4 separate regions of the Homo sapiens genome follow, and regions 2, 3 and 4 are each linked to region 1. A link is an interaction called in ENCODE POLR2A ChIA-PET data of the cell type or tissue named here. Cell type or tissue: MCF 10A. All regions are shown on one strand. Links, peaks and the distances in the headings refer to the core of each region. The heading gives the core; the rest is flanking DNA.

What was found. Peaks named below come from ENCODE experiments on the same cell type or tissue, not always from the same donor. Only the 100,000 strongest peaks of a DNase experiment are listed, where the experiment ranks them.
Region 2: POLR2A ChIA-PET joins it to region 1 with 10 read pairs; 2 of 35 experiments call an interaction of 5 or more read pairs at or near these places.
Region 3: POLR2A ChIA-PET joins it to region 1 with 23 read pairs; 2 of 35 experiments call an interaction of 5 or more read pairs at or near these places.
Region 4: POLR2A ChIA-PET joins it to region 1 with 27 read pairs; 2 of 35 experiments call an interaction of 5 or more read pairs at or near these places.

What each region holds. Positions count from the first base shown.
Region 1 is chr6:143,330,433-143,336,164 of GRCh38, reverse strand. AIG1 (androgen induced 1) reads right to left here. Exons shown (of 6, transcript NM_016108.4): 5 at 2,720-2,883. Among named protein-coding and RNA genes, the nearest start is that of ADAT2, 120 kb to the left of the region's middle. RefSeq lists an enhancer at 1,999-3,198. In MCF 10A, for the core only: no CTCF peak of the experiment used is centred there; DNase peaks (open chromatin) are centred at 1,334, 1,784 and 2,874.
Region 2 is chr6:143,230,673-143,236,404 of GRCh38, reverse strand. All of the region lies in intron 3 of AIG1 (androgen induced 1), which reads right to left. Among named protein-coding and RNA genes, the nearest start is that of AIG1, 170 kb to the right of the region's middle. In MCF 10A, for the core only: a CTCF peak has its summit at 3,363 (motif pointing left); a DNase peak (open chromatin) is centred at 3,354.
Region 3 is chr6:143,223,696-143,229,427 of GRCh38, reverse strand. The region is part of intron 3 of AIG1 (androgen induced 1); the gene reads right to left. Among named protein-coding and RNA genes, the nearest start is that of AIG1, 170 kb to the right of the region's middle. In MCF 10A, for the core only: no CTCF peak of the experiment used is centred there; a DNase peak (open chromatin) is centred at 3,297.
Region 4 is chr6:143,422,993-143,428,434 of GRCh38, reverse strand. It overlaps ADAT2 (adenosine deaminase tRNA specific 2), which reads left to right. Exons shown (of 6, transcript NM_182503.3): 6 at 1-5,442. Among named protein-coding and RNA genes, the nearest start is that of ADAT2, 25 kb to the left of the region's middle. RefSeq lists an enhancer at 897-966. In MCF 10A, for the core only: no CTCF peak of the experiment used is centred there; no DNase peak of the experiment used is centred there.

The DNA of each region.
Region 1 (5,732 bases), core at 588-4,587:
TGTGAAATACTCAGGATTGTAGTACTGTACTCCCATGTCCTCAATTCATCCTAACACACTGCTTTTAGTGAGTAGTTTTTGACTCAACAGCTAACAGAATCAGGCAGCTAATGTGACTGAGTAAAGTGGCCAGGTGAGAACGAGGGAAAGTTAGTCATCTAAAGTGGATAACTGATACTCAATTCTTTTTTCTTTTCTTTCTGTTTTTTTTTTTTTTTTCTGAGAGTTTCACTCTGTGGCTCAGGATGGAGTGTGGTGGCACGATCTTGGCTCACTGCAACCTCTGCCTCCAGGTTGAAGCGATTCTCGTGCCTTAGCCTCCCAAGTAGCTGAGATTACAGGCATGTACGCCCGGCTCATTTTTGTATGTTTAGTAGAGATGGAGTTTTGCAATGTTGGCCAGACTGGTCTTGAACTCCTGGGCTCAAGTGATCTGCCCACCTTAGCCTCCCAAAGTTCTGAGATTACAGGTGTAAGCCACCGTGCCCAGCCAAGGGATAACTGATACTCTATTCTAAACCATTGTCACCAGAATAGAACAGTGGGCTCTGTGTTCCAGATCTTAAAATATTTCCTAAGAAGCTGAAAATCTGGCCTTCATGTGAAATCTCCTATTTTTTTTTTTTTTTTTTTTGAGATGGAGTCTTGTTCTGTTGCCAGGCTGGGGTGCAGTGGCATGATCTCAGCTCACTGCAACCTCTGCCTCCTGGGTTCAAGCAGTTCTCCTGCCTCAGCCTCCCGAGTACCTGGGACTACAGGCACACGCCACCATGCCTGGCTAATTTTTGTATTTTTAGTAGAGATGGGATTTCACCATGTTGGCCAGGATGGTCTCCATCTCTTGACCTCGTGATCCACCTGCCTCAGTCTCCCAAAGTGCCGGGATTACAGGCATGAGCCACTGCGCCCAGCCAAAATCACCCAATTTTAAAATACTGATTCAAAAACAAAAATTCCACGATGTAGGCCTAACAGAACTTGATAGGTAGAAGTTGGGGGAGGCCAGCAGTTTGTGACCCCTCTTGTAAATGAGGATGATACTTACTTGGCACAAAACATCTGTCTTTGTGGAACTAACTAGATGGTCCTAGGTACATAAACTTAATTTTCATATCTAAAATGAATTTTTAAAAAAAGTTAGTCAATCTTATGTTACTTAAAAGAATGGCATAAATTAAACAAATCATTCAAAAAACCTTAATTTCATTATTCATTTTTAACTCCTCATTCAAAGCTGCTAAAAAGCAGTATTCTATTAATGTAGAGTGGATATTTCTCTCTAGTGGTTTTCAGGTCATCCTCTCATAGAAGTAGTAGAACTGTGGCCAAATGACTGTCAAATCAATCAAGTCAAGTGTAAGCAGGTACTTAAGTACTTCCTGAATAACATATATTGGACACATTCGTTTAAGTTTAAATACAGTTTTTCTTCCAAGAAGCTGAGAAAGGTTTATATTTTGTTCTCAAAATATTTTTGTCAAGTAACTAAATACTTCTGTAAATTAATGGAGAAAGATCACTATTTCCATTGAACAGGTGGAACATTATTAAAAGATTAGTGTCTTGTTCCCCAAGCTGTGGCCTGAACAGAATTAAAAATGTTGATACTTTTTCTAATAGAACATTGATTAAAATCAAAAGCTGATGAGAAAAGAAACCCTCAAATTCCTCTGCGCCATTTAACATTGGCTAATACCCTGACACATACAATCTTAGAGGATCCACACACACAAAAGTCTGATTCAGTAACCATGCACAGTAACCATGCACTCACTGTGCGTTATTTGTCTGATTCCATTGAGCTCCTGGCAGGGTGTCTGGCACAAAGCAGGGTGCTCAATGTCTGTGTCACAGAGTCCATTTACTGGGGATGTCTAGAATGCTGTGATTGTGTCAGAGGAAAGAGCCAGGGCTTCCTAAAATCTCCAAACCATCTTGCCTTTGGATGTATTTTCATGCAGGACTCAATCACTACATGTCTGTGCTGGCGCTTTTTCCACCTTTCAATTTTTATGTTATTGTACATACACTTTGGACAGGTTTTGCACAGCTTGGATAAGATTACGTGCCTTGCCAAGATGGAGGCTCTGCCATAAATGGAAACAAAAGAGAAATCAAATCACAGGTTAAAAGAGTTTTTCCAGCCACGAAATATTATCTTTTACTGCTTGTAGCTCTTTGCCACTTTCAGACTTTCCGTGACAGCCACTGGTGAGTCAAGGTGGCCGGAGCATCACACACTGCTTAGATAGAGCTCTAGCAGAATGGTAGTAAGACCTCTCCCAGGTGACTGCACCCACATAGAAAGTGGAGATCTGGGTGACTTTAAAGGAGATTGGTTACATTTAATAATGTATCTATTTAATTTGAGGTCCCTTTAGCTAACTAAGGCAGCATTGTGTTGTTAATGAGGACAAATTTCCCTAATATATATTTTTTGCTAACACTACATTTTTCCCTATAAAATTTTATAGACATGCCTCTTTCCTCTTTAGATTTGGAGGTTTTACTAGCTAACAAGACCAAGTGACTAGTAAAACTTTCAGGTAACTGTCAGCAGCTCTTAAATTCATATTGTAGTTTTAAAAATGGAGCTCTTTATAGGAGATCCTGTGTGAAGGCTAAAAGAAGAGGCTACAGTGGAATTTTCCCTCAGTCTCTGCATAGACTGTTGCCGGCAGTAATTCTCTTGTTTTATGTTCCCTCAGACAATACTTACTTTTCTGTGTATCCCAGATATAGTTGTTCAGAACTTCTCCCAGCAGGTACAGGAAGTTCATTAAGATGGTTGTAGACCCAAAGAAGATGATTCTGGCTCCTGGGCCAATGTGTTCCAGGAAAGGGTACACCCACATGCCAGTTACATGATGCACCCAGCACACCCTGCAAAAGAATCGGAAAGGAGACAAGGACAGGAGTCACTCTTATGGCAGGCATCAAAGCTGCTATGATGCAAATATACACTCCCTCACTCTCCCCATGCTTCAGCATTTGCCAGTCTCAAGTTCGCTTCTGATACTCAGGAGCTACTGGAAACTTGGTTGCTGTTTATTTTCATTTACTTTTTATTCTGAAATAATTTTAGACTCACAGAAGAAGCACAACACACTCAGCTTCCCCTCATGTTAACATCTTGTATAATCCTGGGACAATTGACTAAAATTAAAAAATTAACATTGATATGACAGTACTAAATTATAGGCTTTATTCAGAATTTCCCAGTATTCCTGTGAATGTCCTTTCTCTGTTCCAGGATCCAATCCAGGACCCCATGTGGTCTTCAGTCTTCACATCTCCGCAGTCTCATACTCTGGCAGTTTCTCAGTCTCTACTTGTCTTTGATGATATTTGAAGGGTATTTGAAATGGCTGACTTTATTAACACTGTTAAACAATCTGGTCATGTATTTGAAATGGCTGACTTTATTAACACTGTTCAACAATCTTTTAAATCTCTTCTTTACAGAATGAGACAATATGGCATTGGGCAACCACAGGAGAATAAGACCTAGGTGAGTCTGTGCCAGATACCTTGCCATATGGCCTTCCAACTAGACACCAACACTCATGCCATATGCTGACACAACCATGCATACCCTAGCAGGTACCAGCTTCCCACTCCTCTGATCTTCAGATGTGACATTGATTTCATTTTTTTTCCTATTTTACATTCTTACTTAATCATTCTCTTTGTGTTCCAGAAATATTTTTGACTCAGTGGGAATAGTAACATCATGAATTGCCACTGCTTTCAAAAGTTTAGTTAGAATATCGGCTCCATTGGCTTGGTCCTGACATGACTGCTTACAGCTGTTTTCCAAACATTCTTGAGTTCATTCCTTTATAAACTGTTGGCAATTGTGAAGACTAAATAAAATACAGATAACTCTATTGCATTGGGAATAAAGATGACTTTTCATACTTATGTGTTCTGAGGTCATTTTCCTTATCCTTGGCTTCACTCTAAGTGGTTTATCTACATATAAATATTACTGACAGGGTGCAGTGGCTCACATCTGTAATCTCAGCACTTTCGGAGGCTGAGGAGGGTGGGTCACCTGAGGTCAGGAGTTCAAGACCAGCCTGGCCAACATGGCGAAACCCCATCTCTATTAAAAATACAAAAATTAGCTGGGCGTGGTGGTGCGCGCCTGTAATCCCAGCTACTCGGGAGGCTGAGGCACAAGCATCACTTGACCCTGGGAGGCAGAGGTTGCAGTGAGCTGAGATCACACCACTGCACTCCAGCCTGGGTGACAAAGTGAGACTTGGTCTCAAAATAATAATAATAATAATAATAATAATAATAATAATAATAAACATTACCTACACATGTACCTCATTTTTGGCAGGAAACCTGGGGATCTATACCTGAGAACCTGCGTTATCAATGAGGGTGAGATCCCCCCTCTTCTTGCAGGCGAAAATTCATTCTGGGGTTGGTGGTAAAACAATTTTGCACTTTTTATGTAGAAAGCACAGATACACACACACACACATATACACACACACATATATACACACACACAGATGTACATATATGTATATAGAAACACATCAGTAGGTGAACAAACAATCAAATGTGGCATATGCATGCAATGGAATATTACTCAGCCATAAAGAGGAGTAAAATGTTGATACATGCTACAACATGGATGGACCTTGAAAACATTATGCTAAGCAAAATAAGCCAGACACAGGTCACATATTGTATATGATTCCACTTATATGAGGTACCTAGAATAGGCAATTTCACAGAGACAGAAAGCATGGTATCTATCAGTTACCAGGGACTCGGGGGAGTGGAGAATAGGGAGTTATTGTTTAACGGGAACAGAGTTTATGTGGGGGGATGATGAGAAAATTTTGGGTATAGATACTGGTGATGGTTACACAATGTTGTAAATACATTTAAGGACATTAAATAGTATACTTGCAAATAGCTAAAATGACAAATATTATGTTATGTATATTTTAGCACAATAAAAAATGTTCCTGTGGTGGAAATTAGGAAAAAAAAAACAGGTCTACAAAGGTTCCTTGGTAGAGGGAAGTAGTAATGAAAGAAAGATTGAGGAACAATCTTACAGCAAAGAGGCATTCTCTAGGTCTGTCCAGGTCAGTCTCAATCACTGTCCAAACAAAAATATTTGTATCAAAAAAAGAGGCCATGTTAGTCCAAAGATTCTGTTAGAAAAGCTGAAGCAGTTGTGAGAATCCGCAGAAATTAAATGGTTAGAACTACCCTGTGGGATTCTGAGATATCATATTGTTTGTCCATAAATTAGAAGCAGTTTCATCATTCTGACATTGTCTTAAATAATGTAAGGAAGGTGCTGTGTACCCATCAAATGGTTTATTAATTTCCATGGAGAGAATATGCAATATTCCCCCAATTTAACACCATTAAGCTGTAATTGATGTTGCAAATCAACTTATAAAATTTTAATCAGTCTGTGCTACAGGGTGTTTGCACTGGAGCAGTCGGATGGATCTGGATTAAATGTGAGTCAGGCCATGCCACTATTCTGCTCAAAACTTGCTTCCTCTCCCACTCAGAGTACAAGCCAGAGTCCCTAGATGGTTCTTCAAGGCCCTACCCCGCACTTTTCTGATTTAATCTCCTGTTATTCTCCCCATCGTTCCCCGCCACTCCAGCCCATCAACTCCTTGGTGTTCCTCGAACACTCTAAGCTCTCTCTGCCTCCAGGCTTTTGTATTATTCCCCTGCCC
Region 2 (5,732 bases), core at 904-4,903, 100 kb after region 1:
ACTGAATCCTTTGAAAACTCCTGACTCCAGAACAACGACAAATTACCAACAGATGGCGTGAGTCACAGACTCGGAGTCCGAATGAGGCATCTGCAAACTCACGGCAGAGGCCCTGCCCCGCTGGGCTGAGCCGGACAGACACAGGCCCCAGCCCAGATGGCTGCGAAGGTCACCAGGAGGGACACCAGCCGTATGCGCTCAACTCATGAGAACTGGCACAACTCGTAAGGCCCAAGAAGGCTTCCCAGGATTAAAGGAAACAGAAACCAGATATCCTGGTCAAATAAAACCTCACATTTTTGGGGCTTATTAAATACAAGAAAATAAAAATGTGATGGGGTTCAGTATATATACCCGAAAATATTTTAAGCTGAAGGAATTTGGGAAAATGGCAGAAGTAGGAAGGTCTTCTCATCTCCTCCCTTCCCTGCCCTACCTTCTTTGAAGCAAAGCTTGGGAGACCCTCATTGGAGAGGTGCCCTCCCTAGATCCAGAGGAAAGAAGCATCTTTATCTTTGAAGAGAAGAATTGGAAAAAACAGGATTTCCTCCAGTTTATTATCAGTAGATCACACTTTTTAGTCCAATTATACTTCATAACTATCCACTTCTGTGTTAAACCTAGCATAAAAAATACATGGTTTCCCTGTTTCTTCAGGTCTTCCTTTACCTTAGGAAGGCATCCATGTCACGTAAAACCTAAATACAACGGTATCCTTTTCTGTTGTTTATTTATCTTTGTTATAGGGGCCTCAGCCAGGAACCTAGACTTTTCTTCTTCCCCTACAAATGAATCAGGGGAGAAGAGAGTGAGATGGGGAGCCTGGGAACATGGCATGCCAGGGAGGCATTTAGCAGAAAAAGGCCACCATTTTCCATTCCAGAAGCTTCTTTGATGTACTCCCCTTCTCATGCACAGGTTTAGCTTCAGGTCAGAAAAGTCCTGTAGATATGTACATTTCCCACATACCTTCCCTGCCATTATTCTATAAAATATGACCACATGCCACAAAGCGAAAAGGTATCTATACAAATTTCAGATGTTTTTCCTTCTTCCAGTGTTACAGAAACACGTATGTCCTCACAGAGACCAGCAATGATGAAAGGAAATACTAAATTCTATTTAGGAAAAAAAAAACTTGCATGGAATAAAGTCCTCAAAGCATCTCATTTGATGAAAAATCCTGTCTTCTGAGTTTCCACAGCACCCGGGGCATAGCCTACCACCTTAGGTTGTATGTCACCATTTTCCACTCTGCCACTAGAATTTCAGCTTGTCATCTGTTGTTCATCTTTAAATCCCTACCTCCTACCACATCATCTAACTTTCAGTGGGCCTTCAATGAATGACAGATGAATGAATGAATAAATACATGCATGCATGCAGGGCTATGTAGTAATGATTAGGCCTCTCCACCCCCGCCCCAGGAAGGGAAGTGCATTTAACTCAGAGGGAATAATCCCTTTGCCACATTCCAAGACAATCTGATTGGAGTTCATTTCATCCTCATCTCCCAAGTAGCGTTTGCTCATGTTATGTATCATGGGATATCCACCATGAGTCATGAAAGGCCACTTTCTAAATTAAAGGTCCAAGCATTTTTGTTCCATCTTATTATCAATGGTGTTGGTTTAGGTTCCTGAGTCTAATTCTGATCCATTCTTTTCTGACAGAAATATCCTAATCAGCATCTGTGTGAGGAATCCTCACTCACCCGATTCCAGAAAGAACACTTGAAAATCTCAGTTAAAAAAAGGGAAGCCCCAGCGAGACAACACTGGATGGATGGGTACTTTTTTCCCCTTCCTACTTATTTCTCCAATAACTGAACTATTTCTTTTTCCCAAAGAAAGACAATTCCTAGTCAGCTCTCAATCAATGTTTTCTTCTCTTTTGAAGCAAAGCTCCTGAAAGACATCTGATGCTCCCAACCAGGTGGGGGAACTCTGAAGGATTTTCTCTTTTCTTTGGGGAACTCCCTTAGGATATTTATGGCATTCTCACTCATCACTCTAATCTATTTCTGAAAGAAGGCAATTGACAAAAGCAACAGGAGTCAATCTCATTGTTGCAATTTTCCTGAGCAACATTACTTTTTCTTCTTTTATAAGTGTGTGTGTGTTTGTGTAACAAGAGATTATAAAAAGAAATCTTTTACCTTTGAAAAGGCTAATTGCCTAAGGTTTTACTTAACAGTGGGAAAAACTGTCAAAGTCCAAGTCTTCCTCTCCTCACAGCAACATAGTCCCCCCGCCGACCACCAACCCCCGACCTAGATGGGCAGAGGTGTGTTTAGGGGGGTCTTTGTAGTTTTCAGAGTATCATTGCCTGCCGTTCAAGCACCATGGACAGATGCCAGAGAGGCAACGGAGCTGGCTTCCCAGCGGCATCTCACCCAAAGTACAGGTTCTTTTTTTAAAAGAAAGAAGAAAAGACTTTCTAATAATTTACTAACTTGGCAAACTATGTGCATGCTAGAGAAAAAAATAACAATTATTTACATGTGGCACAGCAAAGTGAAGGCAATTCCCCATTCATACTGTTAAATTAAGTTTAGCCTAAAGCTACTGCTTACATACTTGAAATTCAGCCTAAAGAGTTTTCTGCACATAGTGAACTGTAACCTATCTGAATGTGTAAACAGATTGTAACCTACTTTTCTACCAATCACTGAGTTTAGGCCAATCAAACGTGGCCAACTATTCAAACCACATTCAAATAAGATGAATGCTAAAGTGTAACCAATCTGGCTATTTCTATACCTCACTTCTGTTTTCTACACATCAGCTTTCTTTTTCTTTTCTTTTCTTTTCTTTTTTTTTTTTGGTCCATAAATCTTCTTTGACCACGTGGCAGGGCCAGAGTCTCTCTGAACCTACTCTGGTTTGGGGGCTCTCTGGTTAACAAATCATTCTTTACTCAATCAAAGTCTGTTAAATTTAACTTGTCTATGGTTTGCCTTTTAACAATACATAAGCAGGGTTCATTTTCCCCCTTCTTCTTTATCTCGTCAAACCACCAAATATTTCCAAATTTCCTGGGTTCTAATTTGAGCAAAATAATCACCCAAGGTCATATAATCTCAGGACTTGGTTTTAAAATGTAAAAAATTTTAGATTAAAAAATTTGGGTTTTAAATTTCAGATTTAAAAAATGTCTGCAGTGCGAGGCAGAGCCACCCTGATGGTCCGTGCCCCCAAGGTGATGGCCATAAGAATCCCCTCATGCTTCAACCCCTTTCTGGACATCCGGGACAAGAGGGTTGGGTGGTGCCTGGAGTGGGGGCAGATCCCAGGGGTCCAGAAGTGAGACTCATGGATATCAACTCCACCAGAGAGGGCAATACCTCCCTCTGGTGGTGGCCTCCAAGCTTGCTGACTGCTTCATGCACATGCCAGTTGTCATTATTTGGCTCAGGGGGACTAGCATAGGCCTGGGAGCTCCCAGAACAGAAGAAACAGGAGGCATGGCCAGTGTGACTCTGAAAGGACATCGCTTTAAGTGTCTATGTCCATTTGCACCACCTTCCACACATAAACATGTACTGATAGGCAGAATTTTGGATTATAGGCCAATGGAGCTAATATGGTGCCATGGAGCAAAATTGGCAGAAAGGCAAAATAAAAGGAAGAAGAAAGGACCCTGTGAAGTAGGCAATTTTGGGGAGAAAAATGAATTTGGGAAGCTTGTATTCTGCCATAAAGGGAAAGGGAAGCAAATAACTCAGTTATTAGCAGGTTATGGTGATAAAAACATGTAACCTACTCAAGACATTTGCCTCTTTAGAAAAGATGGGCTAGAAAAATCAATTTTTACCTCAAAGGAAGGATTATTATCTAGAGTTTAGGGGTAAGAAGCATCTTGGCAAAGAAGGTGTTTGGGGGATGGTGGATAGTTCCCTTTGATGTATACCTTACAATCAGGGACAGCTGGCCTGCACACATGCATTTGGTGATGGTGTACTGCCTGTGCACCATGGTTTGGTGGAGGACAGAGTCTATTTGACTAAGAACCGCACTTCATGGGCTGCTCCGCCTGAGCCTCAGGGTGTCCACATGCCAGACTTTCTGTCTTAACACCTGATATTCTTAGCTCTGCTTCCACCATACCCTTAATTCTCATGAAGTTCTGGAGTAGAATTAAAAACTCAGGAAACACTGCTAATTCAGAAGGGCTGCCTGTCTACTAATTGCTGGGGTTTATATGAAAATTCCATTAAACACAGAGAAACAGAACAGATTGAGAAATACCTCCAACTTTCTTTGCACTGTGGCCCCCACAATTGATCCTTCACACATTTGCCAGAGGAATCTTTCAAAACCTCAAATCTGATCTATATAAAATCTTTCAAAGGTGGCAAAGGCTCCACAATGCCTTTATGATTAAATGGAGAGATCCCCTGACTTGGTATCTGAGGCCTTCATGCTCTGATATCTGACTACATTTCCCTTTCATCTTCCACCAGTCTCCACCTAGAATCTGTGCCAGAGGCATATCAAAGAACTCATGGTTTATTTAGTATTCTGGGCTTTTCCTCCATCATCTATACGTATGCTATCAAACACAGTAGCTACAACATGCATGTAGCTATTAAGCCCTTGAAATATGATTAGCCTAAACTGACATGTGCTGTAAGTGTAAATGCCAGATTTTGAAGATTTATTTGAGCACAAAATAAAGCATGTAAAATATCTTTATAATTTTAAAATACTGGCTATCTGTTAGATGGTAACATTTAGTATTTGTTGAATTAAATAAGATATACTATTACAGCTAACTTCACACTTTCTTTGAACTTCTGTTTAATCTGGTTTGCATTGCATTTGTGGCTTGCATTATATTTCTGCTGGACGTTACTGGTCTATAGCTATGCCCATGCTCCCTCAGCCAAGAGAGCCCTTTTTCACTCTGTTCACGAGATAGTTCCTCCCCATCTTGTAAGATGCAGCTTCAGTATCACCTCTTCTGGGAAGCTTTCCCAGCTAAGTCAATGCGCCTCATCTTATGTCTATTTTAAAAATTAGCATAATACCTTATTTGTAATTACCTCTTTAGGTGTTAGTCTCCTTCACTATCTTGAAGGAAAAAATCCTTCCTCCACTATTTCGGCATTAGGTACTGCCATTCTGTGAATGCTTGCTTAATGAAATAAATGCCATTTCAAACCTGAACATCAGTGGTATGCATTCATTTATTCTCTAACACCTATGTAATGAACACTTGCTATGCACTGTGAGAGATGTTAAGATAAAGTATTATAATCTCTTATATCTGTATAATTTACTACAGTTTACACAATACTATATGATATCCAGTAACTTTAAGAAAGTTTTGCTGGGTGGCGGTTCATTTATTTTTATGCCTATTTGTTAGATGAGGAAACTAAAGCCAAAGAGTGTAACTGACTTTCCCAAGGTCATCCACATGTGATGTGATTAAGCCAACATTTTAATTCAAGAATGGGAGGTGTGAAAGTTAATTGTACATTTAAGGAGCAACAAATGGTTCTGAAAGGCTGAAATAAAGAGGGGCAAGGTGTAAAACTGGAGACAAGTTGAGGAGTCAGACTTTCCTCTGTTGATTAATAGTTCTCAAATTTTAGTTATTCTCTTACTGTCTTCGTGAGCTTTCCTATATCTAAGAACAACTTATGCTATTATAGTATTTTGAAAATGAATTCTAGGTTGACTCACTAATTTTACTGACCATCTAAGTAATAATATCCATGGTTT
Region 3 (5,732 bases), core at 905-4,904, 110 kb after region 1:
AACTCCAGAGAGGCTAGAAGGGAATGGACAACAGGTTGTAGGAATGCTTTGCTGGGATTCCCAATTTGGGATATATTAGAAGTGAATATGTCTTTCACCAAAAAAGAAACTAAAAGGTTAAAAAAGTGGAATACAATTACACACTAAGGTAGTGTCAAAGCCAGAATTACAACTTAAGTCTCCAAACCAATTCCATTTTGGAGGCAAAAGTCTTCATATATGAGTAGTAAGTACAAATTGTTTCATGTGCTTTGTTCAAATTGCAAGAAACAGAGCTGCTGTCTTCACACTGCCTTAAGGCCAAGTCCAAGGGTACTCCTGGAGTCAGGCCTTGCCCCTACTGAAGCACAGGGCCCACTTAGGGCCATATTCTGCCTCCTTTGGCTTGGAGAGTCACAGTTCCTCCTACTGGCCCCAAATCTGGGTTTCTATCATGGCAATGGCATGATCCGGCACTGCCAAAAAGATCTTAGCCAGGCATCCTTCAAAGCAGTGTCTCATGTGGCCACAAAAGCAACCTTTGCCTTTTAAGAGAATAAGAATTGAACTCTTAAATTTAAAGTGAGTTGGCGTTTTATACTTGACATCTTGGAAATGAAAAGAACACATTTTTTAAAAGCGAGCTCCACACCTACACAAAGGAGCAGATGAAGGTTACTTTTATTTTCCCTGTTCCCCAGACCACACCCATCTTGGGGCCAATTCATCACTTTTGTGACAATCTTTTCTTCATTTGGTTTTGAGCTTTCAATAGTCCCAGAGTCGAAGCCCTCTGAGTCCCTCTCGTTTGTCCAAGTAAATGTGGTCCCACCCTCTAATGGCGACTCAAATCCTCTTTCCTGCTCCTCAGCTGTTCTCTCCCTTATGTGGGTCTGTGGCTGTTTGATGCTGTTGCCTGCCTGTAGACTCTCCTAGTTTTGGTGTTGGGACACTTGCTCCACCCACACATGGCAGTCATGGTGCCTGTCCCACACACAGTCCTGCAGAGGGCCACCGTCTTTCTCAGTCCCCGCTGTAGAGGTAGCCTTACCTAGCCACATTTTGTACAACTTAACTCCATCTTCGCCTTGGCCACAACTGACTGGTCAGAGGTGGGCGCTTCATTCAAGAATAGTCCAGTCTGTATGTAAAGAGGCCTGATGCGAAAAAAACAAAATACAGCCCCTTGGGGGCCTAAAGTGGTCATTGTAGGTCACGGAGAACAGTAAACTATGAGAGAACCAAATCTAAGAGGGCAGGGCAGAGATTTTTCAAAGCATATTCCAAGCTGCTTTTGGGGTTCTTTTGGAGGTAACACAGGGACTGGTGCAGGGATGAGGGGAGGTCCGAGTGGGAGGGGCTGAGCCTACTGCCACTTTGCAGTTCAGTTTTTATCAGCTTTAAATATAAGATGTTACTTGAAGAAAGAGTTTCAGGCTTTAAAGTGTTTGAACTCACTACAGAGAAAGATAAAATAGAAAGAGAGGAGGTTAAGGGAGGTAGATAATAGATACCTAACAGATAAAGAGGAATGCAGCAAGCTCTGGGGGAATTGCTGAGTCACATTAAGGACCATGAGGTGACAACCCATGCTCTTCCATTCTTCCTGCAGCTCGGTCCTTCGATGGCCCCAGCTCCTCCTGGCCTGTCCTGGGTCCCTGTGCATGTGCACCCTGATAGTAGATGCTGCCAGCCCACCCCTAGGTCCTCCAAGACCCAACCCCTATGGCCACTAAATCTTCGTTTTTGCATCAAAAGAACCCTGTTGAAAGAACCCTAAAATATCAGTCAGGGCTTTCCATGTTGAAAAAAAAAATTACTCCAAAGAGATCAAGCTCTTTTGGCCTATATTTGGAGGATAAGACTCTGCAAGGTTATTGGAATATTTTAGGCCCTAAAAGCCTGTTTTTGTGCTTTTGTTTTTTCAATTTTACAATCTCTTAGATCCAAGAATTTAGAATTTTCCAGGCCCCAGGCTGGAGGACACTTTAAGATTATCTCTCCTTAGTGCTTTCCGAAGTCTTCCTCTGATGCCAATAGGGCCAAATGGGGATGAAGGAGGGGCACGGGGCAGGGGCACGGGGCAGCTGTAATGGCTCCTCTCCACCAGACAGCATACTCCACACAGGACCCTGCTGGGCTGTTTCCAATCCCATTCTCAACACTTTGTCCAGGGCCCAGGACATAACTAAGCATTTGTTGACAGGGTGACTGACTGGCTACAGGTAAAATTCTTGCTTTCTGGGACAACCTTCTGACTTCCAAGAAGTCTTTTACCTTTGTTCAAGAGACTTAATTTGATGATAGAAGTTCAGACAGTGAATTATCTTCTTTAGGACATGGGTGTCCAATCTTTTGGCTTCTCTGGGCCACATTGGAAGAAGAAGAATTGCCTTGGGTCACACATAAACTATACTAAACACTAACGATAGCTGATGAACTAAAAAAAAAAAAAAAAAAAAAGACAAAAACTCAATGTTTTAAGAAAGTTTATAAATTTGTGTTGGGTAGCATTCAAAGCTGTCCTGGGCTGCATGTCGGCTGCGGGCCACAGGTTGGACAAGCTTGCTTTAGGGCACTAGGTTCTTCATAAAAATAAGATCCTTGGTGGCCTGCCTTGACATCCCAGAGTTCCCTGAGAGAGGATGGGAATTAGCTACCCCTTGCTAACTCCATTCATTTTTAATGGCCACCTAAGTAGATTCTACACAATTTTCACAAAATTATGCTAATTCTGAGGCCTACCTATTTTAAATTCAATAAAAATTAACTGTCTATATTTTCACTTCCAAAAACACACACTGAGATGAAAGTCTGGTAAAAATATTTGCAGCAGCTAACAGAATTATTTGGGGAATTATGTAATGCAAAGAAAAAGATCTCTTGAATTAAAAAGTTAAGAAGAGGACGGGTGTGGTGGCTCAGGTCTGTAATCCCAGCACTTTGGGAGGCCAAGGCGGGTGGATCACGAGGTCAAGAGATCAAGACCATCCTGGCCAACACGGTGAAACCCCATCTCTACTAAAAAAAAAAATACAAAAATTAGCTGGGCACGGTGGGGCACGCCTGTAGTCGCAGCTACTTGGAGGCTGACGCAGGACAATTGCTTGAACCCTGGAGGCAGAAGTTGCAGTGAGCCGAGATCATCCCACTGCACTCCAGCCTGGTGACAGAGTGAGACTCCATCTCAAAAAAAAAAAAATATATATATATAGTTAAGAAGAATGGAATGTGTAACTGCCATTTTAAGGCAAGCCTGAACAGATGTGACTCTTGTCATTATACCTGAGCACTTTTGTAAGACAAACAAGTGGATAAATGTTGAAACAGAAGTCAGAGAACAATGATGACTGGTTTTCTCTATCATCATTACACAAGATTCACCGGCAATTACAAATGATCTCTTTGCAAATGAGCAGCTTTCTCTTAAAGAGATCTGGAGCAATTTTTTTTGTTTTTTAAATTTGCTAAAACCTATTCCCTTAGTCACAGATGTGCTATTTAAAAAAAGTATATGTGTTATTGACTATAAAACAATTATAAAAACAAATATGCCAAAAGAGAGAGTAGAGCCATCTTACATTAAAATATATACAAATTCGCCTCTAAAATTGAAACAGAAACAAGGGAAAAGCAAGACAAAGTTGCCCCATACAGTTTGGAGTTTGGGGACAGGCAGTCAATGAGACAAACTGTGTTTTCCAATACCTGAGTTGTAAGCAGGTTCTGACTTTTACTTTATGATATGTAAAATTCGCTTCTTGGAGCTACAGGGTTTTTTTTCTAATTATTAAATAAGCTGCCTCTTTTAGGCAAATAAAGCTAATAACATCAACATGAAGATGCAGGAAAAAGTCATTTGTAGTTTTAGAATCTTTACTGTCAATAATAGTAAAGACTTCAATCTCCTAGTTCTTAAACGAAGCAAAATAAATAAGAATACCTGCCTTATGTTTTACGAAGTTTTGCTTACTTAAAGATAAAGCAATGGCAGTATTTAATTATTGAAGGCAAAAATGACTTTCAGTCAGTCATTTATTCATTGTTCAACAAGCATTTTCTGAATTCCTCTCATGTGTGAATTATCTGAGGCAAAGAGGCTTGAACTGCCTCCCATTCCCCTTCCTTGTGGGATGTCTAAGACATGAACCTGATCAACTACAATATAAAAAAGAGAGGGATATGAATAAAACATTGTTAAGATAATTTAGGGTGGGGGAGAGCTTCTCACTGGGCAGACAAGGGAAGCCTTTCTGGAAGAGGCCACACTTCAGCAGAAAGGACAGTGGATTTGAACAGGCAGAGACAGGAGGGAAGACTCCAGCAGTCAGGGAAGGCAAGGCTGTTGGGAAATGGTAGAGTTTGCCAAGAACCTGGTATAGACAAAGGACAGTGCTTGGAATTAAGTCGGAGGAAAGCTACTGGACTCCAAGCAGGAAGACTTTTAAATACCATGCTGTAGAGTTTTAACTTTATTAAGCGGGCAATGGGCACTCATTAAGGGGTCTTGAGGCAGAGAATGGTTTAAGAGATGTGGTTTCAGAAGATTAATCTGGCAAACGTACATGGAATCTATTAGACGGGAAAAATGGAAGGCAAGGAACCTGGTTGGGAGAACATTACAATGGTCTTAATGTCAGGGACTGAGGACAGCTGTAGGGGTAGGAGGGATGGAAACCACAGGCAGATTCAGAAAATACTGAAGACAAACATTGTTATAACAGGAAGGAAGGGAAAGGGAACATGTATTTATTGAGGACCTACTACATTACTCATAGCACTAAACACGTAGAATGAACACACATCCTGTTTTGCTTGGTGCAGCTTAAGATTTTGTCTTTTTTGGAGGGTCATGGAATAATTATTAACAATAGCCACATTCACTGTCAATATGCTCTGGTTTGGATAATACATTACACAACCAAATTTTAATATACTTTTCTTCTCTTATTTCTCCAAACAATTCTCTGTTTACAAATGAAGAAGCTGAAGATCTGAGAAGTGAGTTGCCTAATGGCACTTGACCAAGAGGTGGCCAACCTGGATTTGAATCCAGACCCACATAGTTCCAAACCCCAGAACCTCCTACTATTCCTGGTTTCCTGCCCTCAACTTAATGGCAGGTCATGGGTGGGAAATGCCCATTAAAGGAAATAGGGATGTTGGGAAGAGGAAAGGGAGGGTAAAAGATGAGGAGTTCCGGTTTGGATGTGTGGTCTTAAGGCGCTGGAAAGACATTGAAGCAGTTGGTGACATTGGCTACAACTCAGGAGCGAAATCACCCTCTAGTTACAGATTTGTGTGCCTTCCAAATCAACAGATGCAGGAGTTGAAACCCTGGGACCGGATGACATCACCAAGCACGAGACTGCAGGACAAAGGTCACAGCTCAGATTCCTGCAGTGGCCAGGCACGTAACACAGAAGAGGCAGGGCAGGCAGGAGACGTTCGGGAGGAGGAGGAGGTCTTATGAGGGCTATCATAATTTCCCCTAAAAATTATTTGCAATTTTAAAATCAACACTACAGCCCTTATGATGGTAGTCTATTTCTTAATTAAAGCTGGTGACTAGACTGATTTCCAGTAATTTAATTTAAAATAAATCACAATTTATTTATAAAAAATAGTTATTCTGTTAAAAAGAAGGCTCATTGATAGAACAGAACATTATAAATTGTAGTTATTCAATTTTTGTCCACCTTTTCATCATAGAGGAACTTCAAGTGAGAGTCTGTTTAAAAAAATGCAATTAA
Region 4 (5,442 bases), core at 1,443-5,442, 91 kb before region 1:
CCAAAGTGACCTGGACAAGATTCATAGACTGAAAGCTGTTGACATCGTTGAATCATATGTTTATATATTGTTTTTAATCTGCAGGAAAATGGTGTCTCTCATCATTTGCTCTGTTAAGGGAACAAATTAGCACTTTTTAGAAGTCTGACAATTGTAAACAGTTATTAGCTTTTCCAGAAGCTGATTCCCATTTTAAGATGGGGGAAAATTAAGGTTTGAGGTTTTAGAAATTAGCAAGTAGTGCATACCCTTCTAGCCACAAGTGCCCAGTCCAGGCAAGTGCTGACTTCTTAGAGAATGTGTGGCCAGACCCAGGGACCTGGAGTGTGTTTGGACTGCAGTTTGCCACCCTGAGAACACCTTCTCCAGGACTGGCATTTCAGAATCAGATTCTTCATTTTTTGCAGCTACGATGTTCTTCCAGGGCACTGGGGGCTGTGACTTCTCTCTAAATTGTATATAAGTTGTGTATATAGAGACCATAATTATATGGTCCTTAGAAAAGACTTTGCTTTTATAAAGCATTTAGAAAAAATGCATACTTTTAAAACAAGTGCTTGAGTTGTCACTTAAAAATTATAGCATATTGCTATAATAAAACCTTATTTATGTCTTATTTGAAGATGAATAGTCTTAAAAGATAAAGACATAAATGGGACAATTGTTATTGAGCAAAAAACCAAATTATCCCACCCTCATGGAGCTTATATTCTAGCAAGGGGAGATGGATATGATAGATTACACAGTTTATTGGAGGACAATAAGAGTTATGGCAAAAAGCAAAAGGAACACAGGGTAAAGGGGATAGGTGCCATTTGGTGGTGAGAATGCTGACTGAAAAATAGAATGATCAATTTAATCTGAAACAAATGGTTATTTCTTTTATAATCCATATAATAAATTTAAAATCTAAAATGTAAAATTTTGAACACAACACTGGAAAGGGTATCCACAGCAGGAAGTCCCCAGTTCACCTCCATGACTACAGGGCAGCTTTGCACAGCCCTCTGGGCGCACTGTGTGCCTCTGCCCAGAAGGGGGCCTCGCCGTTCCACCAGAAGCTCAGCTCCAGGCCCTGGAGGGGCTGCTGCTCCTCAGTTGCATTTCTTCAGTAGATTCATTTCCTTGATGCAAAGCATCTGTATTTGTTGGTTCTGTCATTTGAGCGATGTCTCTGACTTGTTTGTTTTGAATTACATTACAGGCTGGAATGTAATTGTGGTGAAAGTATTTTTATATTGCTGAGAGTAGCAGCTAATCACAGTTACATGCTTCAGAGGACTTATAATTGCTTGGTTTTGTGTGTGTGTGTGTGTGTGTGTGTGTGTGTGTGTGTGTTTAACTGCATTTGAAAAGTTTTATGGAGAATATGCATGATTTTAAATCTGTGATAATGTTACATGCACCTTCAATTTCATCCACTTTAAAAATTATCTTCTCATTGAATTTTAGTGCTTCTACTAGTTTGTTCCTTTTTGCAGTTGGTCGTAATTCATTTCTGGCTTCTTATGCTTTCCTGCAAGCAGATTTCATTGCATTTATTGTGTTCATATCATTTTCTTGGGGATTATTTGTAGGACAACCAACCTGGAGTTTTGCCTCTCTAGAGTACCACCCAGTAAGTCTGGCTGAGCATCTTATGTCCAGTAGGTTCTTGGTAAACATTTGCTAAATGAAATTACTGATTGAAATTTGGGGAAAAGTGAATAAGAAGACTATCTAGGACAAAAAGCCAAAGCCGAAAATAGTATATGAGCATTCTAGCCCAGAGACTGTCGCTACTAAAAGAATGAAGGAAATAATAAAGTGATAGACAGGGAAGGATAGAAAAGACTTAACAATATACATATGTTCCGTCTTTGCTGTTTTGGAGAATGATGGATAAGTAGTGTTTCCTGATTCTGAAGCATAGCTGAACAATTTAATTGTGGTTTACCATCTTTTTGGTTCCCTCTTCAGTAATTAACCTATCGAAAATCTGTCCTAAATGTTTGGACTGGGGCACAGTTCCCTCCATCGCTTTGGGAGAAAATCATTAATATGGCATACTGCAGATTGGAGGGCAGGACCACTGAGGGTGTCATAGACATTAGCTCTATGGAATTCTGCTAGCAATTTCCAAGTGACAGTGAGGAATTATGGATATATGTTGAGGTCATTCAGCTTCCTGAGTACCACATTCCCCAGCTACTTAGACACGGGTTAAAATATTAAGATGTCCTAGTTCAACAGCTTGAATTCCATTGATTGATACTGATAGTGCCTGTCCAAGACACCAGCTGAAAGACTTGTTTTGTGTACAAAATAGTTCTGAAAGTGGTGAGATACAAAAAGGTTTTAGAATCACTGCCCTGTTGAGAGAAATTAGGGGGAAATGATTACATTTAGAAGCTGCTAGAGTTATCCAGTGTTTGCTGGTCTTTGCAACAAACTGTGGAGAATGGGTGGTATGTAATGCTTTGGTAGGCTTCAATCACTGATAAAAGATCATGTTAAAATATCTTTGTGCTTTCTTGTTACTTGGCACAACCATCTCTTCCTGTGTTGTATTTGGAGTATCATGGAGAGAAAATAGATGGCCAAGAGCTTCAGTGTAGGCAAGAACTCTTAATTTTTCTTTAAACTTTTTACTGGGAAAAGTATATATATATAAAATACACACACACACACACACACACACACACACACACACACACACACAAACACAACACACCATGGCCCTTTACCCCGAAATGCTTCAGTATAGTTATTGACTTAAGTAAATTTAACATTGATATACTTGAATCTATCATTTGTATTACAGTTTTGTCAGCTGACCCAATAATGTCCTGTAAAGAAGTTCTCCCACTACCCTATAATCCCAGGTCCAGTCTAGGGTCCAGCATTACATTTACTTGTCTTGAATCCAGCTTTTTCTTTTTTTTTTTTTTTTTTGAGATAGGTCTCACTCTGTCGTCCAGTGGCATGATCACAGCTCACTGCAGCCTCAACCTGGCTCAAGCAATCCTTCCTCCTCAGCCTCCTGAGTAGCTGGGACCACAGACTCATGTCACCACACCTAATTTTTTTTTTTTTTTTTTTTTGTAGAGACAAGGTCTCACTATGTTGCCCAGGCTGGTCTTGAACTCCTAGGCTGAAGCAATCCTCCTTCCTTGGCCTCCCAAAGCACTGGGATTATAGACGTGAGCCACTGCACCGGTCTGCCTTTAGCTTCTTTTAGTCTAGAACATTTTCACTGGCTTTCTTTGTCTTTTATGACATTGACATTTTTAAATAATACAGTCATTTTGCCTCCTTTCTGTTTTCTTCTTCTTTTTTTAAATAATAGAATGGTCCTTGTTTTAAATTTATTTGATATTTTCTTGTGATTAGATTCAGGTGCTGGTTGATGTTAAGTTCCTCACAGGATATCACATCTGGAGGCACACAAAGGCCGTCACACCAAGGTGATGTCAATTTTGGTCATCTGGTCAAGGTGTTGTCCTATTCCTTCACTATATAGTTACCTTTTTTCTCTGTTGCAATGAATAAGCAGTCTGTGGGAAGAGGAGCTGTTACATTTTAAACAGAAAATGTATTTGACACTGATGGAAAGGAGAGGAGGAAAATTAATGACATAAATTTCAAAGCAACTATTAAATTATTTGATTGCATTCTTCCTCTTTTACTGTCTGCCAAAATTGATAAAAAAAATTTTTCTAATAAGAATGTTTTAAATAGTGATATCTTAATAAGCATCAAAATTAAGCCTGAGAAATAAATTCTTTCCTTCCTAATTTCCTCCTCAGCAAAAGTAATAATTATATAAATTTCATTATGCCTGATAAGATAGGGTTTTGGAAAATAGACCTAAGATGTTTCTGATACTGCAGATGACCTATGGTGATCCAATGGGATAAACACTCTAGGTAGGTTGTCATTTGGTCATAAAATATGAGTTATCTTGGGTTTCCATAGAGACATCTAGACTTAAAATGTTGTAAGCACTGCTACTTTCAAAATGTCAGTAAAAATAGCAAAAGCCAAAGCTCTTGAAAAAATTACTTAAATCTTTTTTAAAAGTAGTATAGCGCCTTGTTAAAAATCTGTGGTGATGCCAAAGCTTGTCTTTCCCAGTGGTCCTACGTGAACTGGCCTTATAGCCCCAGGGAAACCAGACACCAGGAATTGGTTTCTCTGCCTTTTGGCAAAGGAATAAGACTACATTGACTTCATCTATGAAGACAACTGCCAACTATTTCCTTTGTAAATTGCTAATTTTGTGTAGTGAGGAAAGGAGCGATGGGCGACGTGATTTTTATGGATTAGACTGGTGAGTTCTGCTGAAAGTTTGACATCTTTAGGATCTTACATTTTCTTCAAGTTGAGCTAATGAAAACAGGCTCGTGACTATTTATCACCTGATTTCTAAGTGGATATTGGGTTGAACACCACATATCCATGACTATTAAGGAGGCTTCATGGTGTAGTTTGACAAAGGCTCTCTCCTTGACCAAACTTCAGTCAGGCCCTAAGTCCTCTTTTTAACCAGGCCTCCACCTTGGCCCCCATTCTTGATGGGCCTATACAGCCCAGCTTTAGCAAGAATCCTGCTAAGCTAGTTTAGAGAGAATCCCACATCCCCAATATCTATGAAATTTCTCATCCCCTACTTTTGATGTGTAAGTCCTTGGCCTCCCTTCAACGAGAAGCCTGTTAAGTTCATTTTGCAAGAACTCTACTCTTGATATCTCCTCTTAGTAATTTCCTAATCACTGACCCCCTCACTCTGCCCATTAGTTATAAACCCCCACATGTTCTGGTTGTATTCAGAGCTGAGCCTGATCTCTTCCTCTTGTTGGGATAGTTTTAAAACCTGCGATAGTTTTAAAACCTATCACTGTAGTCCTGAATTAAGTCTTCCTTACCTTAACAAGTGTCAAAATAAATTTTTCTTTAACATGTTGAAGCATGAACTTGAGAATCTAGAGCAGGAGTCCACAAAGTATGGCCCATGGGCCATATCCAGCCCGCTGCCGGTTTCGGTACCACTCATGACTTAAAAATGGGTCTTACAATTCTGAGTGATTGAAAAAAAATCAAAAGAAGGATAATATTTAGTGACCCATGAACCTTATATGGCAATCAAATTTCAGTGTCCATAAATAAAGTTACATTGGATGACAGCCATGCCCATTTGTTTCTGTGTTGTCTGTGGCTGCTCGTGTGCTACAATGGCAGAGTTGAGCAGTGGTGACAAACCATGCGACTCACAAAGGCCTAAAATATTTAGCGTCTGGCCCTTCGAGAAAATGTTAGCTGCCCCTGGTCTAGAGTAGGTAAAAGGCTGAGATTGGAAGCTGCTTGTTCAAATTCTGTGATTGGAACCGAATGATGTGGCTCATTGTACAGCTCATGGTGAATTGCTTCAGTACCATGGTTTTGTTTTTTCCTTTTGAAAAG